Linked DNA regions of Homo sapiens: region 1 is linked to region 2. Evidence: chromatin loops called from intact Hi-C (ENCODE). Cell type or tissue: PC-3. All regions are shown on one strand.

Region 1 (8,000 bases), 62 kb before region 2:
GGATTATAGGCGTGAACCACTGTGCCTGGCCAGTAACATTTACTTCTGATGGCATTTGTGATGCTTGAATGAAACGTCATCAGTCAAGCAGTCAGCACAGTGCCTGCCACTCAGACAGTGCCTGCTCAGTAGATTATAAGAATAATTGTTCTTATTGCCACTGTTATCACTTGGGGGAAATGACACTGCAGGCTGAGCAAAGGCATGGAGACTTGAGAGTATAAGGCACGATTTGGGGCTGGCATGGATTGTGGAATAGAGATGTGGGGTTTGTAGCAGAAGCTAGAAGAGGTGTCCTTACACCCTGGGGCCATATCACCAACCTTCATCCCTCCTGCAGGTGGAGATGGGGCCCTTTAAACATACAGTGGACGATGGGCTGGACGTGCGGAAGGCGGCCTTTGAATGCATGTATTCACTGCTTGAGAGCTGCCTGGGCCAGCTGGATATCTGTGAGTTCCTGAACCATGTGGAGGACGGGCTGAAGGACCACTACGACATCCGGGTAAGACCAAGCCCCCTGCCAGATCTATGTGCCCCTGTACCAAGGGATAGTCGGGCACCATTGGGGCCATGCTTGTTTGTCCTTGCTCCCTACTCCAGGCACCCAATGAAAATAGCTGCATTGTTGTTTTCTGATAAGAAAAGGAACCTGTGTCTCAAACACCTTTGGTGGGAGTCTACACTGGGCAGGCTCTTTGGAGGATGGTTTCACAGCAACCAGAAAAAAAAAATTGTCCAGGTGTGGTGGCTTATGCCTGTAATCCCAGCACTTTGGGAGGCTGAGGCAGGAGGATGGCTTGAGCCCAGGAGGTTGAGGCTGCAGTGAAACATGATCACACCACTGCACTCCAACCTGGACGACAAAGCGAGACCCTGTCTCAAAAAAAAAAAAAAAATTCCCAGACGAAATTTTTGACCCTGCAGGGCACTTTCAGCTGTGGAATACTAGCAGCATTGAGGAGCGAGCTGCATCTCTTCGTGTTGTGACCTGAAAGAGCTCCAAGCCCCAATGTTGAGTGGCAAGAGCTAGTTCCAGAAGTTAGGACCATTTTCTTAACAGACAGAGTGAGTCTGGGGCTGGTGGAGACGTCGGTTTCTTCAATTTATATCTTTCTATATCATTTTTTTAAATGTTAAAGTTTATTCACATATATGATAGAAATCATTTAATTGTGGCGAAATATTAATAATACAAGTTACTATCTTCAGTAACTTACTATCTGCAGGTGAAGTGTTTTTTTTTTTTTTTTTTTGAGACAGGGTCTTGCACTGTCACTCAGGCTGGAGTGCAGTGGCTTGATCTCAGCTGACTGCAACCTCTGCCTCCCAGGTTCAAGCGATTCTCCTGCCTCAGCCTCCCAAGTAGCTGGGACTACAGGTGCCCACCACCACACTCAGCTAAATTTTTTTTGTATTTTTAGTAGAGACGGGGTTTCACCATATTGGCCAGGCTGGTCTCGAACTCCTGACCTCAAGTAATCTGCCTGCCCTGGCCTCCCAAAGTGCTGGGATTACAGGTGTGAGCCACTGCGCCAGGCTCCATCTTCACTATTTTAAAGTGCACAGCACAGTGGCAGTAAGCACATTCACATTGCGGTGCAGCCGTCACCACTGTCCATCTCAGAACTCTTTTCTCCTTCCCAAACTGAAAACTGCACCCATTCAACACTCTATGAATTTGACTACTCTAGGTTTCTGCCCTTGTAAGTGGAATCATACAGTATTTGTCCTTTTGTGACCAACTTGTTTCACTTAGTCTGATGTCCTCAAGGTTCATCCATGTTGCAGCATGTCAGAATTTCCCAGTGTTGTATGTACAGACCACCAGTTTGTTTACCCATTCATCCATCGCTGGACAAATATTTGGGTGTTCCCAGCTTCTGGCTATTATGAGTAATGCGACTGTGAACCTAGGTGTTCCGATATCCTTTGGAATCCTGCCTTCAGTTCTCTTCACTTTACCCAGAAGTGAAATTGCTGGATCATACGGCAATTCTGTGTTTAATGTCTTAAGGAACTGCTATACTACAACTTTATTTTTAAGTTTTTATTTATTTGTTTGAGATGGAGTCTCACTTTATGGCCCAGGCTGGAGTGCATTGGTGCAATCTTGGCTCACTGCAACCTCCGCCTCCCGGGTTCAAGTGATTCTCCTGCCTCGGCCTCTTGAGTAGCTGGGATTACAGATGTGCACCACCACGCTCGGCTAATTTTTATATGTTTTAGTAGAGACAGGGTTTCGCCATGTTGGCTAGGCTGGTCTTGAACTCCTGACCTCAGGTGACCCACCCACCTCGGCCTCCCAAAGTGTTGGGATTACAGGCATGAGCCACCACGCCCGGCCCCATATTACAACTTTAAAAAATATGTACTGTAAGCGTGAGTCACTTTTTATAAGGAAAAATTAATACAAAGTAATCAAAAGTAACCCATACTTGTTTTAAAAGATTTACACAAGATGAAAGCAAATAAAGAAGCAAGTAATAATCACCCAAAAGCTTCTCCACACCCAGAGAGGCCTGCTGTCTCAGTGTGTTTCTTGGGATGATGCACATAGACCCTCATTCATTAGTCAGCCAGTATTAAGTGAGTGCCAACACGCCAAGGTCAATGTGAGAGGTGGGGTCCCTGTTCTCAAAGCTGTGGAGATGAGTTTATGAGACCTGTTTTCTAGAAATGGGATCACACACATGCTGTTTTTTTCCCCAGCCTTTTAACTTACATTTACTGTATGTTGTTTGCTTTGCTTTTCAATATATATCAGTCCTGTCAACAGCTGCAGGAGTTCCCATTTCTGTTGCACTCACTGCTACACATGTATGTTATTTGCACATTTTCACAATTACAGACAATGCTGCTGTGAACACCCTGGTGCATTACTGTGACCCACGGTGTGATCGGTGGGCTTCTAGGGTGGAGTGCATGTTCCTGCTAAAGCATCCGATGCGCGTGGTGAGGCTGCACCTCCTGCAGCGGGCGTGCCTCTGACCACTCCAGACTTGGAGTTCCTGGGACGCTCCTTCCTGCACTTCCTGTCTGCCTGTCTCCCCCTCGGCTTTATTATTGCTTTAAACTCTTGCTTCCTGCCAACCCCCAAGAAAGAGAAAAGAAGAAACAACATAAGTTCTCTGGGATTCCAGCCCCAAGATCTTGGTTGAGAAAGGGGGTTGGGTTTTCCAGTGTATGCCATGCAAACTAGTGGAAAATGATGGGGCGCACAAAGCTGAACAGGACTTTCCACCACAGGGTTCCGGGAGGCTCCAGACGGGAGGGGTGTACTCAGCTTCCATCATCTGGGTGTGCCTGGTATTAGGCATCTTGTGGGGCTACTGACCCCAGGACACAGAGTGAGGAGTTCTGGGCCAGCCCAAAGCTCCACCTTGTGGGGATTTTTCTCCAGGATCGAGCAAGTCTGTTTCTTCCATCCAGTCTGGCCATATCCTCTCATGCCTGCCCTCCAGGAGCGCAGGACAGGGCCTAGGCACCAGTGCAGCCTTGGAGTCCACTCTGCTGCCACCCCCTGGGGTGAGGAGGGTGGGTGTTACAGCTATAGAGCCCACAGCTTTGCGTCATCAAGTCTTCAAGTGAGCCTTTAGAGAGGGAGTGAACACCGCCCAGTTCACAGGGGAGACGGAATCTTGTCTAGTTCTAGGGCACAGGGTCATGGAGTAGCCAAGAGTCATAGCTCCTGAAGTCCAGCACCGCTGCTCCTTGCTGCCGTGGGCTGGGCCTCCTCCTTTGCTGTGGGGCTTAGGGGTCAGGGTGTGGAGATGGGTAGGGCGTGGGGATTTCAGACAACCAGTCTTTATGGTGTGCAAGGCTTCTTTGTGAGGACTTGACTATTTTCAAAAGACAGGACAATTATTCCCCTACAGGCTGAATCTAGGCCTGCAGCCATGTTTAGTTGTTGTTAAAAGTTTTTGTTTGGTTTTGAAATCAGGTGTCAACATTTAAAAATCGAGACTTTTTTTTTACATGAAAATTGGGATTTCTTTTGAAAACAATCCAGTGGCCCCAAGCTACATGTTTGCACTCCCACCTGGCCACACTCAGCCAGAGCTGCCCCAGCAGCCCCCTTCACTCATCCCCAGCATCTGCCTGACTGGTGGGCATCTGAGCTTGAGAACGACTCCCTCCCTGGTGCTTTTCTGATCCTCCTTGGGTCATCCAAGTGTAGTTGGCAAAGAAAGTGTCACCATTTGAGGAAACAGACCCAGAGAGGGAGAGACTCTGGCAGGACTTCACGGTGGTCTGAACTTGGGCTTCAGGTTTCAGTTGTGGGGCCTCTGCTCTTTCCCAGGGCTGGCTGCTGCTCTTGCTCCTGCACCATTTCACTAAGAACCATCTCCTTCCTCTGGGCAGATGCTGACCTTCATCATGGTTGCCCGGCTGGCCACCCTGTGTCCTGCACCTGTCCTGCAGAGGGTGGACCGACTCATTGAGCCACTAAGGGCCACCTGCACTGCCAAGGTAAGTCCCTGGCCCAGCCCTAGCCCAGGCCCTGGAGCACCTATGGAGTCCTCGGCCAGTCGTTCAGTTACCCTTACTGAGCACTTCCTGCAGTGCAGGTGATGTTGTGAAAGTGCTTCATTTAATCATTGTCATTGCCCTATAAAGTACCTCTTATTATCATTGTATACACAGGGGAACAGAGGCTTTGAGAAGTTGTTATTGGCCAAGGCTACACAGCTAGTAAATTGCAGAGCTGGATTCAGACCCACCTCTGTCTCTCCTTCCATTCATTAAACACTTCCTGGGTGCTGAGCCTCGTGGGAGATACTAAAGATGTAACATTGAGCCTGATAGGTTCCCTACTGTCAATCTCTCACCTCCTTGTTGGGAAGCTGGGTCAGATGACTGGTCTAGGACAAAGCTGCTGCTAGACTGGAGTGCCTGAAGGGTCTGGAGGAGGGATGTGGGGTGCAAGCCCTCATGGAAAGCTGGCGTTGGGAGCAGAGCCTGGCGCACCTACGTGGTACCTAGTAAATACCTGTTGAATGAAAGAATACATTTGGGTTTTTTAAGGATGGGAATCATTACCAAAAGGAGAGCAGTGTTTTAGGTTGGCACTTAAAGAGGAGAGATACCCATAAAGTGGTGATTTTCAAAAATGAAATCTTCTGTGGATAAAACACTAAAATTGGTAGTTTATTCATAGAAACCTGCCTTGTAAGTTTACATTTTTAACATATGCTTATTATTGAGTCCATCCAAAAAAACACTTCTACAGGGCCAGGCCAGTTTTGACAGTCTCTCATTTCTGGTTTTCTCTGAGCTCTATGGCACCAAGAAAAGTCCCAGTTCTTAAGAGGGAGGTATATATGGCACTGCAGTGCCAGAACATTCTTGCAGTAAAGCCGAGGTGGCAAGAGAAGCTCTGCCCTGAGTTTCCACAAGAGCCACTCATCTGGCCACGCGGAGGATGCTGTCTGTTGGGCATTGGGATGAGCATGGGTAAATCCACACCCACAGTCCTTACCCATGACCCTGAAATCTACCAAGCTCTGACAACCAAAAGCTTTTTAGGAACCTGTTTGTCACACAACTTGACTTGAAGTGGCATGAGGCTATGATCTTTAATTCTTACCAATGTACCACTTTTATATAAGGGACTTGATCATCTGAGGATTTTGGCATCCCCTGGGATCCTGGAACCAAACTCCCATGGATACTGAGGGACACCTGTACTACTCACATTACTCATACATGTAGTAGAGTATTCATGTATTTGATTACAGGGTATTGTACAAAACCCCTCGGGAATGTTATCTGCACAGTATTACCTTTCTAAAACCCAAAATGTCTTGGATTCCAAAGCACATCTGGCTCCAGGGGTTTCAGAGAAGGGAGTGTGGACTTGTGTCGTTTAATCCTCTTGGCAACTCTTACGACGAGGCAGCTCTTACTTATAGATGGGGAAATGAGGCTCAAAGATGTAGTTACCTGAAGTCACAGCTCTTGGGGGCAGAGCCATTTGAACACAGGACTCTGCAACTCCAATGCCAAGCTGTTACCCACTGCATTGAATTCTTTAGGAAGAGCCCAGCATAATAAGGAACTTGAACTTTAGTCCATAAGCAGTGGAGGAATTACTGAGCTCCTCTGCCTAGGTAGGAGATGGTGGGGGAAGAGGAAACAGAAACTGCAGGAGGTAGTTTGGGGTGCTTACACTCCGGCTGCATCTGCAAAACTGATTGCGGGGCAGGGACTTGAGTATGGGGAGGAGGCTGCTAGAAGACCATCGCAGTGATCCATTCATTCAGTCTAGTCATATGGTGCTAAGAGCTGGTTTTAAGCACAGCAAATATAGGCTGGATCCCTGCAGTCTGTAGGAGGTAAGTATGGGAACACAGTACTTGCCACTGTCAATTAACAAAAAGCGAGCACTTCAGATTGGCTGCTCAGAGGCCCCTCAGGCTGTACTCAAGCTGATTTGAATGGCAAAGAACCTCTGTGGGGAAACTAGCCAGTGCAAAAGCCCAGAGGTGGAGTTAGGAAATAGCTGGTGAGACAGAAGCCTCAGGAGACCTCGCAGCAGGGATTTATGTTGGGGAAGATGATGGGGCAGAGAGGAAGCCAAAGACCAGTGAGGAGGCAGTGGTGTGGGCCAGGCTCAATAAAGGATGGCTGCTTCTGCTGTTTCCTACTTTAGGTCAAAGCTGGTTCTGTGAAGCAGGAGTTTGAAAAGCAAGATGAACTGAAGCGCTCTGCAATGAGGGCAGTGGCTGCCCTGCTGACCATCCCCGAGGTGGGGAAAAGCCCCATCATGGCCGACTTCTCTTCCCAAATCAGATCCAACCCTGAACTTGCTGCCCTCTTTGAAAGCATCCAGAAGGATTCCGCTTCAGCCCCCAGCACAGACTCAATGGAGCTCAGCTAGTCCCCTCAGCACCAAGGTGGGCCCTCGCTTAAGAGAAAGGAGCCCACCCAAGTCCGAGGCCTCCCCATCCCACCATCGCAGGTCTCTACTTTTGCCCTTCCACCATCTCACTGGGGGCCCTGTCGCTCCTGGTCAGGGCTTACAGTGCCTTCTCCAGGGACCCAACTCAAAGGCCCCCAGCCCAAGCTGTGAGGCTGCCAACAGTTGGGCCCCTTCCTTAACTCAGGACAGTCATCCAAAGAAATAGGGTGAGGAAGTTTTCCAGTGACTTCACACTGTACCCCTCCATAGTCTGTCTGGTTCCTTCAGAGGGTGTCTCTGCCTCACAAACTAGTAGTATTTAGAAATAGGCTGTGCTGTCAGCTGTAAAAGATCAGGAGGCAGCAGACACCACTCTGGTTTCTTCACTGCATTCAGCAATGCCTGAAGTTAGTGCTCAGGCCGGGCATCTCAAAAGAAAAGATACTTGAGTTATTCACATTTTAAAATTCAAAACGGTTCATTTTTAAGTGGCAGTGATGAATCAGAAATTTGGAAGATGATACGGGTTTCTTTTTTCCAGGGAGGAGGAATGGGTTGGGTAGGGAACTGGACAGGCTTGGACCTCATGTTTCATTTCTAATTTCAAAATACTTATTAGCAAATTGGGCAACAATGGGCATCTTCCATGCCACCACCCAGGCATAACCAGTTGGTTTGTTTCCTTCTGAGGAAGGTTTCAAATGTGTCTAGTGTTCAGTATTGAGGACAAAGAAATACAAGTGGCAGGCCCAAGTATTTTCTGTGATATCCCAGGTTAATAAAGATTAGATTCTAAGTTACTTCTTTCCTCTGCACGACTCGTCTCCAATTGTTAATCGAATCGCCTGAACCCAGGAGGCAGAAGTTGCAGGGAGCCAAGATCAAGCCACTGCACTCCAGCCGGGGTGACAGAATGAGTCTCAAAAACAAAATCCCAAAAATGACCAGTTTGCATTATAAATATTTATGACTAGGTTTTGAACAGGAGACAATCTGTAAGATTCCTGTCTAGACTAGAAGTAGAAAAGCTTTATTATACCCAGCGCAGCATTTCTGCTAAGTTGACCAGGATGGTTACAGAAAAACATCCTGTAAG
Region 2 (8,000 bases):
TTTTTCTTATCTTAGTTAAGATGATGGATTTCCTAATATTGAACAGTTCTTGCATTACTGATGTAAAATGCTATTTGGTCATGAGGTATATTAGTTTATATGGAATATGCTACTAGATGTTTGATATGTGTGATATGTGATTCACAATTTTCTATTGGTGACATGCAGCTTTGTATTTATGTAACTTTTATCAGGTCTAGAAAACAGTGCCAAAATCACTGCATAAAAAGCATTGGGAGGCAGGTGCAGTGGCTCACCTTTGTAATCCCAGCACTTTGGGAGGCCGAGGTGGGCAGATCACCTGAGGTCGCCAGTTTGAGATCAGCCCTACCAACATGGAGAAAACCTGTGTCTACTAAAAATACAAAATTAGCTGGGTATGGTGGTGCATGCCTGTAATCCCAGCTACTGGGGAGGCTGAGGCAGGAGGATCACTTGAACTGGGGAGGTGGAGGTTGCGGTGAGCTGAGATGGCACCATTGCACTCCAGCCTGGGTGACGAGTGAATCTCCGTCTCAAAAAAGAAAAGACAAGAAAAAGCATTGGGAAGTTTTCCTTCCTTTGCTGTGATCAGAAACAGTTGTAACAGTGAGATTATCTGGTTGTGAAGGTCAGAAGAATTCCCTGTGAAACAAAATGGGCTAGTTAAGCCGTTAATTACATTTTCTATTTCTCTCATGGGAATTTGTTTAAGATTTCTTTTTCTCCTGAGTCACTTTTGGCTAATTATTCATTTCAAATTTATTTGCATAAAGTCGTTCAAAGTATCATCACTCTAAACATTTTTTCCACTTCAATATTCAGTCCTGTGTTGGTTTCTCATTTTTGGTGTTTCGTTTTCTTGTCACCTTGATTTGGTTAGCTAGAGGTTTGTCTACTTTCTTTTTTCTTTTCCAAGACCAGCTTTTTGTTCATAAGCTTTACTATTTCTTTGTTCTGATTTTTTTTTTTTTTTTTTTTTTTTTTGAGGAGGAGTCTCACTCTGTCTCCCAGGCTGAAGTGCAGTGGTGCTATCTCAGCTCACTGCAACCTCCACCTCCCAGGTTCAATCGATTCTCCTGCCTCAGCTTCCCAAGTAGCTGGGATCACAGGTGTGAGCCACCATGCCCGGCTAATTTTTGTAGTTTTAGCAGAGATGGGGTTTCACCATGTTGGCCAAGCTGGTCTCGAACTCCTGGTCTCAAAGCAGTGTGCCTGCCTCAGCCTCTCAAAGTGCTGAGATTACAGGCATTAGCTGCCACACCCAGCCTTGCTTGTTATTTTGCAACTGTTTCTCCTTTGTTTACTTTAATCTTTTCCTAATTTTGCATTTGATGTTTCTTTTTCATTTTGGATGTAATTTTCTTTGCCTCATTGCTTTAATTGCATCATGGATTCTGATACAAGGTGTTACCATTTTGAACAAATTCTATGGTTGTGGTTTGTATTTGTCCTCTGACCCAAGAGTAATTTAATAGAGTTAGTAACATTTCCAGTAGGGAATTTTTGAGTCTTTAATTTCTAGTTTTACTGTACTGTGATTAGAGAATATGTTTAGATTCTCTCTGCTTTGTGGAATTACTGAAGTTTCCTTTGTGTCTTAATATGTGGCAAGTTTCCATAAACGTTTCAAGGGAGGTTGGAAAGGTGTTTTCTCTGTTATTGAAGCGCAATGCTTGGTATCATATCCATGAGAAACTGAAGGCTTCTAGATAATTTCATTTTGGCCTCTTAACCTGTCTTGGATTCAGAGTGGCAATGTTAACCTTTATGAATGTGTTTTTTTATTCCTACCTATCCTGCAGTTTCCGTTTTTTGAAGACTGCTGTTTTATGTGGTGCATAGATACTCCTGTCATGTCTACATTGGGAATTGCAGCTTCTAGCATTATCAAGTCACTTTCTCATGCATTGTTTTTAAGGCTGATTTCTACCCTGTCACACATCAAGACTGTAACTTGCTTCCTCGTCTAATTTGGCTTCATAGCTTGTACCCCTCCATGCACGTCTTTATGGGTAGCCTTTAGCCTTTCTGAATTTTTGTCTTAGGTGTCCCTCTAGAGTATTGGCAGAGAGTTGGTGGGTTTTGCTTTGTGGTCTGGGGTAGATGGAATGTATTTGTAGTCTATACCCTAGCTATGACTCACTTTATGGCAGGGAACACTTCTCCACCCTCTGACGCTGGGCTGGGCATGGAGCAAAGTGGTCAATGGGATTGTGGTGCACCTGGCGTGAGCAAAGGTGTGCTATGTGCTTGGGGCCAGGCTCATGCTCCTGCACTCCAGCCTATTGCCATGACCAGGACAGGCCTCGACCGGTGGGGTCAGGAGAATGAGGGATATGTGGAGCAGTCCTAGACCCCCTATGGCTCAGACTGACCCAGTTCTAGACCAGGGGAACCCCGTGCATCTGCAGATGGGGGCTGAGAAATCAGTGCTTGTTTCCTGCACACTTTGGGGTTGCCAGAGAACTAGGGTGGCGGTAGCTTATGGATACAAGGTCTTCAAAGACCTTTCTCTTAGCAGGGGAGCTAGGTATACTTGCATTTTGATGTAGCTGGTGTCTTTGGTTTGTTCTGGAAGGTTGTTTGCCGTTGTGAATTCACTATGTGGAGTATGGCGTCCTCGTGTGGCTTTCATTCTGAAGACTGGTCTGTTCCACTCTCCCTTTTTGGCTTGGTTATTTTTTTTTTTCTGTATTTAGGAAGGCTTTATTTTTGTTCTGGAGCTGTATTAGTCAGTGTTCTCCAGAGAAAACTGAACAAATAGGACAAACACACACACTCACACACTCATGAGGGGATTTATTGTGGGAATTGATTGGTTCATGCCCTTCAGGAGGCCAGGAAGCCCCAGGATATGCCAGTGGCAAGCTGGAAAACCGGAAAGCCCATGGTGCAATTCAGTTCGAGTCCAAAGGCCTAAGAACCAGAACAGCTGGTGGTGTCCCTCTCAGTCCCAGGCCACAGGCCTGAGAACCTGGGGGCTTCTGGTTTAAGACATGGGGTCCAGAGGCCCAAGAACCTGGAGTTCTCATACGCAAGGGCAGGAGAAGGTGGATGTCCCAGGTCAAGCATAGAACAAATTTCCCCTCCTTCCTCCTGTTGGTTGTATCTGGGCCTCAGCAGATTGAAGCAGGCTTGCTCACACTGGCGCGGGTGGCCCTCAGTCAGTCCACTGGGTCAAGTGCTCATCTCTTCCAGAACCCCCCCACAGAAACACGAGAAATCACGTTCTCCCTGCTCCCTGGACATCCCTTAGCCTAGTCAAGCTGACTGCTAAAATGAGCCATCACAAGGGCTGCCTTGGTAATAGTGACTTCTGCTAATGCCCACGGTGCCCGCTTTTCCTAACTGGCCTTGTGCTATCATTGAGCACTGTCAGCTGCAATAAAATCACCCGACTCTCACCTGCTAACAGTGCAGCAGCGGATCGGCTGACTGCCTTTCCCTTTCTCTTCCTTCTCTTCCAGTTTTTTGAATGCGTGGGTGCTTTTCTGGGTTTGGTAGTGCAATCATGCCCTCTTGCGCTGCTAAGGTGAATTGCAGTTCCCGTAATAAAAGATACTTTTAGGTGGGCTTGGTGAATCTTTGACAGCATCTCTGTGATGAGGCCCCCCTCTTAGCTGCTTCTTTCTTGCCCTTCATCACCAAAGCTCCCGGACACCCTTGCGAGGTGCTTCTGGCCCGATGGCCTGTCCAAGTGCTTCCTGTAGCTCTTGCTTAGCAGGCTGCCTTTCTCCTCTCAGGGCGGCTCCCTCCTCCTGCTCTGTGCATCGCGCCTCCACAGGGACCACCCATTTCCTCCGGCTGTGCATCCCCCACTGGCTGCCCCTGGCACCCACCCAGGACCTCCACGGGGACCCCCTCATTCCTTTCCGCTGTGTACCCCCCACCCCTGCACCCCCCCCAGGACCTCCACAGGGACCTTCTATCCCCTCCAGCTGTGCACCCCCCCCACCCCACCCAGGACCTCCAAGGGGACCCTCACCTCCTCCAGCTACACATGCCCCCCTGCCCCTGCATCCCACCCAGGACCTCCATGGGGACTCCCCACCCCGTCCATCTGTGCAGCCCCCTGCCCTTGCACCCTACCCAGAACCTCCATGAGGACCCCCTCAATCCCCTCCCACTGTGCATCCTCCCCTGCCCCTGCACCCCCCCACAACCTCCACAGGGACTCCCCACCCTCTCCTGCTGTGCAACCCCCACCCCTGTACCCCCCTGACAACCTCCACAGGGACCCTCCACCCTCTCCCATTGTGCACCCCCCCACCCCTTCACCCCACCCACAACCTCCACAGGGACCCCCACCCTCTCCCACTGTGTACCCCCCTGTACCCCACCCACAACCTCCACAGAGACTCTCCACCCTCTCCCACTGTGCACCCCCCCAACCCCTGCACCCCACGCACAACCTCCACAGGGACTCCCCACCCTCTCCCGCTGTGTACCCCCCTGCCCCTGCATCTCACCGGCAAGTGATTCTACATCAACTCTGCTGCTCTAAGATGTTGATTTTCCCACTGACCTTTAAGTGAATTTTGTGGTTCTTGCTCTTTCCCAAACACAGTGTAGGTCTGACAGCTATAGGTGACTGTTTCTTTGCTTTGGAGACTTGGTCTTGCGCTGTGGCCCAGGCTGGAGTGCAGTGGGGTGATCATGGCTCATGTAGCCTTGACCTCACTGGTTAAAGCAATCCTCCTACCTCAGCCTCCAGAGTAGCTGGGAACACAGGCAGGCACCACCATGCCTGGTTAATGTTTTGATATTGTAGAGATGGAGGTCTCACTATGTTGCTCAGGCTGGGATTACAGGGGTGAGTCACAGCATGTGGCCCCTCCTTGTTCTTTGAAAAGTTCTCAGAGGGTGTGAGAAGAGATTCCAATTCAGGTATTATCCTCTGGTATTTTCATTTTAGAATGTGTTCTTCCCTATTAACTACATAGAAAATGACAAAGTGCTTCAGGTCCTACGTATCAGATTTAATTGGAACACTTTACTGTGGAGGTGGGGGTGGGGTGTGGTTAGGAATAATAGACAAGAAAAGCTTTCCCTGAGGGCCTTGAAAGTCCTGAAGCTCCACGTTAGAAATGAGGGTGGGTGATCTTCACCCCATGCCTACAAGCAGCAGCCGCCAGGTCTTTATCACAGGCCTGCTCTGGGCTGAGCGGTGAGATGGGGTCTCTTGAAAAGTGGGCACTGAACTGAATGCACTGAGCTAAGAGGCATCTCAGGGGATACCTGGCCTCCAGCAGCACCAAAACGGGGTCCATGGTCATCCCAGGGACTCAGCATTGTGGTCGAACCATGGTGTCCCCCTCTCCAGGCTCCAGTCCTCGCCAGAATCACCAACTCTGCCAGAAACTCGATTATTTCTTTCCGTTTGTTCCTTGTTTGCCAACACAACACTGTCTGCATGGCAACACGTTATGGGACATCCGTAAGGTGGAATGTTATGCAGACGTTATAAATTGTCGAGTCTTCCACTGCCTCATCACAGTGGATTAAGGGAAAAAGAATAGCATTTACACACACACACACTGTTACTAAACTGTATTCTGTAGAGTGCACAGGCTGTTGTTCAGAGATTTATTCATATATGCACACCATCTTTTCCAAAGGCTCTAAAAGGTCCAGCAGAAAGAAACGCATTGAACTGCGTGCAATGCATCGTTCCCTAGAGGTGTGTGACCGATGACACTTTCCACGTGGGGCACCAAGCAACACTGACAGTACCGTTTGGGAAGCACTTCAGAGATGTAAACTAGGTGACTGAGAAATATGTATGGAGGGACGGTGGAAGAACAGTTGGCCACATACTCAATTATACGTGATTTGAGGTAGTGAGCTTATGGGGACTTTTTTTTCCTGTTTTTCATCAATCTATTCTCACTACATTTACTACATGTTAAAAGACACTCGACATAAGTTAAAACACAATGTCTAAAAGCCTCTGACCACTGCCCCAATTTTTACTTAACAAGGCATGCCAGCGGGCCCCAGAGCCTTGCCAGCACGGTCCCCACCTCATGTTCTGGGCCCTGATCTCATGTTGCCGCCACATGGTGTCATGCGTTGTAGCACATTTCCTGCTGTGCTCCCAAAGCATTCACTTAGGAAATCCACTTTGTGCTCCATGTTGAGATTACAGTATGTACAAAGACAGACACTGTCTTGACTTTTTGACCTTTACTGTCAAAGGACATGCATGAACAGTAACAAAACAATCAAGGCTGGTACGGCTGGAATGTGAGGGGAATGTGACTGTTGAGGGGCAGGCAGGGGCCATGTGAAGGATGGGATTTCTTTCCTCCTAAGGGCAACAGGAAATCACCGATAGGGCTTTAAGCAGGAGCACCTTAAAAAAATGACTCCATGTCTAGGCAGCTGGGTGTAGTGGCTCACGGCTGTAAAGTCAGCACTCTGGGAGGCCAAGGTGGGAGGATCGCTTGAGCCCAGGAGTTCGAGATCAGCCTGGGCAACATAGACCCCGTCTCTACAACAAAAAACACTATAGTCAGGTATGGTGGTACGCCTCTGTAGTCACAGCTACTCAGGAGGCTGAGGGGGGAGGATCACAGGTGGTCAGGGCTGCAGTGAGCCGTGATTGCCCCACCACACTCCAGCTTTGCCAACAGAGCAAGACCCGTGTGGGGAATAGACAGGGGTCCCCCCAGGAAGGCCAGTGCCAAGGCAGGGAGCTCTAGTCGAGGAGAGAGACATGAGGGCCTGCAGTGGGGTGAGACGTGAAGAGACTCAGATGGATTCCAGAAGAAGCAGGAGGCACAAATCAAGAGTTCGGGGAAAGACGGACAGGACACCAGGGAGAAAGTCACGAGCAACCCCAGGTCCTGGTTTAAATAGGTCAATGGTGATGTCATTCACCAGGACAGGGAACAGAGGAGAGGACCGGGTTTCCGCTGCATGGGGCTATACGGTGAAGAACATGGTCATGGAGGGCTTGCAGGGCTGGGCTGTCAGAAACACCAAGGGGACATGGGTGCCCAGAGTAGAGGTCTGGGCTGGAGATGACATGTGGAAGCCAGGGGCATGGAGAAGGTGGACTGAAACCGTGGGCTTGTGTGAGGGTGCCTCAGGAGAGGGGAAAGGGAGGAAGAGGGCTTGGACTTGACCTAAGCCACACACGAGCTCCGTGGAGGAGGACTGGCCTGCACAGGAGACTGAAGGAGTCTCCAGAGAGCAGAAAGGGCACATGGCCCAGAGGTGCCCGGGAACCAGCATTTCAAGGAGGCAGGCACGAACAGTCACAGCTGCCGAGGGGTCAGGGAAGCTAAACATGTTCCTGGGATTCGGTGGCACAGAAGTCACATGCAGCCAGGGAGGAGGAAGAACCATGATCTCAAGGTCTGAGTCAGGTGTCTCCCAGCCAGACTTAAGTGTTAAGGGAAGTGGGGGGGATGAGCAAACCGGTTTCCATACGTTTTTTAATTATGTCAGTGATCGGTATTCTCAAACACCAGCTGCTGCTGGTGGTGTGACCTGAACCCCTGCCTCTTCCAGCCATCCATTAATTTTCAGATAGATGCATGCCGACAAGCCCAGTCCTGGGGCTGTCACTGGACACACACAGGCGGATCATGCAGCTCACAATCTCAGGGCAGGGGGAGACAAACACAATCCCCAGAAGATCACCGCCTCGGAGCCCTGGCCTAGCTCACCTACCTCCAGCAGCTCCTGGGCTGTAGATCTGCGTAGTAAAAATCAAACCCTGAGGCAGAACCGGGTATTTCAGGGAATTTTTGTACCCAGCTTCTCTTGAAGGGCCCCTGAATAGTCTGTAAAAGGGATGGACGCCCAGTTGCAGAAACAGGCATTGTGCAAGGCACTTGTGTGTGTGCACTGAAATGGCTGGTTTCCTGGTTTCAGTCTAGATGAGCCAGTAGTGGCTATGAATGAGACTGGAAGAGGGGGCCCCTGTGAGAACATCTTTCAATCAGAATGTGCTGTACGGAGGGAGGGCCAGAGTTCATTTTGGTCACCAAAATTAACTTTTTTTTGTT

The links. Peaks named below come from ENCODE experiments on the same cell type or tissue, not always from the same donor. Only the 100,000 strongest peaks of a DNase experiment are listed, where the experiment ranks them.
Region 1: a loop joins it to region 2, with 6 times the contacts of the local background. A loop is called at or near these places in 14 of 110 quality-filtered maps.

Annotation. Positions count from the first base shown.
Region 1 is chr3:12,827,100-12,835,099 of GRCh38, forward strand. CAND2 (cullin associated and neddylation dissociated 2 (putative)) reads left to right here. Exons shown (of 15, transcript NM_001162499.2): 13 at 341-505; 14 at 4,366-4,473; 15 at 6,656-7,704. The coding sequence ends at 6,883. RPL32 (ribosomal protein L32) reads right to left here. Exons shown (of 4, transcript NM_000994.4): 4 at 7,386-8,000. Among named protein-coding and RNA genes, the nearest start is that of SNORA7A, 9.4 kb to the right of the region's middle. RefSeq lists an enhancer at 3,024-3,972. In PC-3, CTCF peaks have their summits at 3,384 (motif pointing left), 3,660 and 3,866; DNase peaks (open chromatin) are centred at 1,862, 2,542, 3,042 and 3,342; H3K4me3 peaks cover 1,782 bases; H3K27ac peaks cover 3,349 bases.
Region 2 is chr3:12,888,664-12,896,663 of GRCh38, forward strand. The region is part of intron 4 of LOC105376956 (a long non-coding RNA gene); the gene reads left to right. Among named protein-coding and RNA genes, the nearest start is that of LINC02022, 7.5 kb to the left of the region's middle. In PC-3, CTCF peaks have their summits at 2,631 and 3,495; DNase peaks (open chromatin) are centred at 2,128 and 3,468; H3K4me3 peaks cover 359 bases.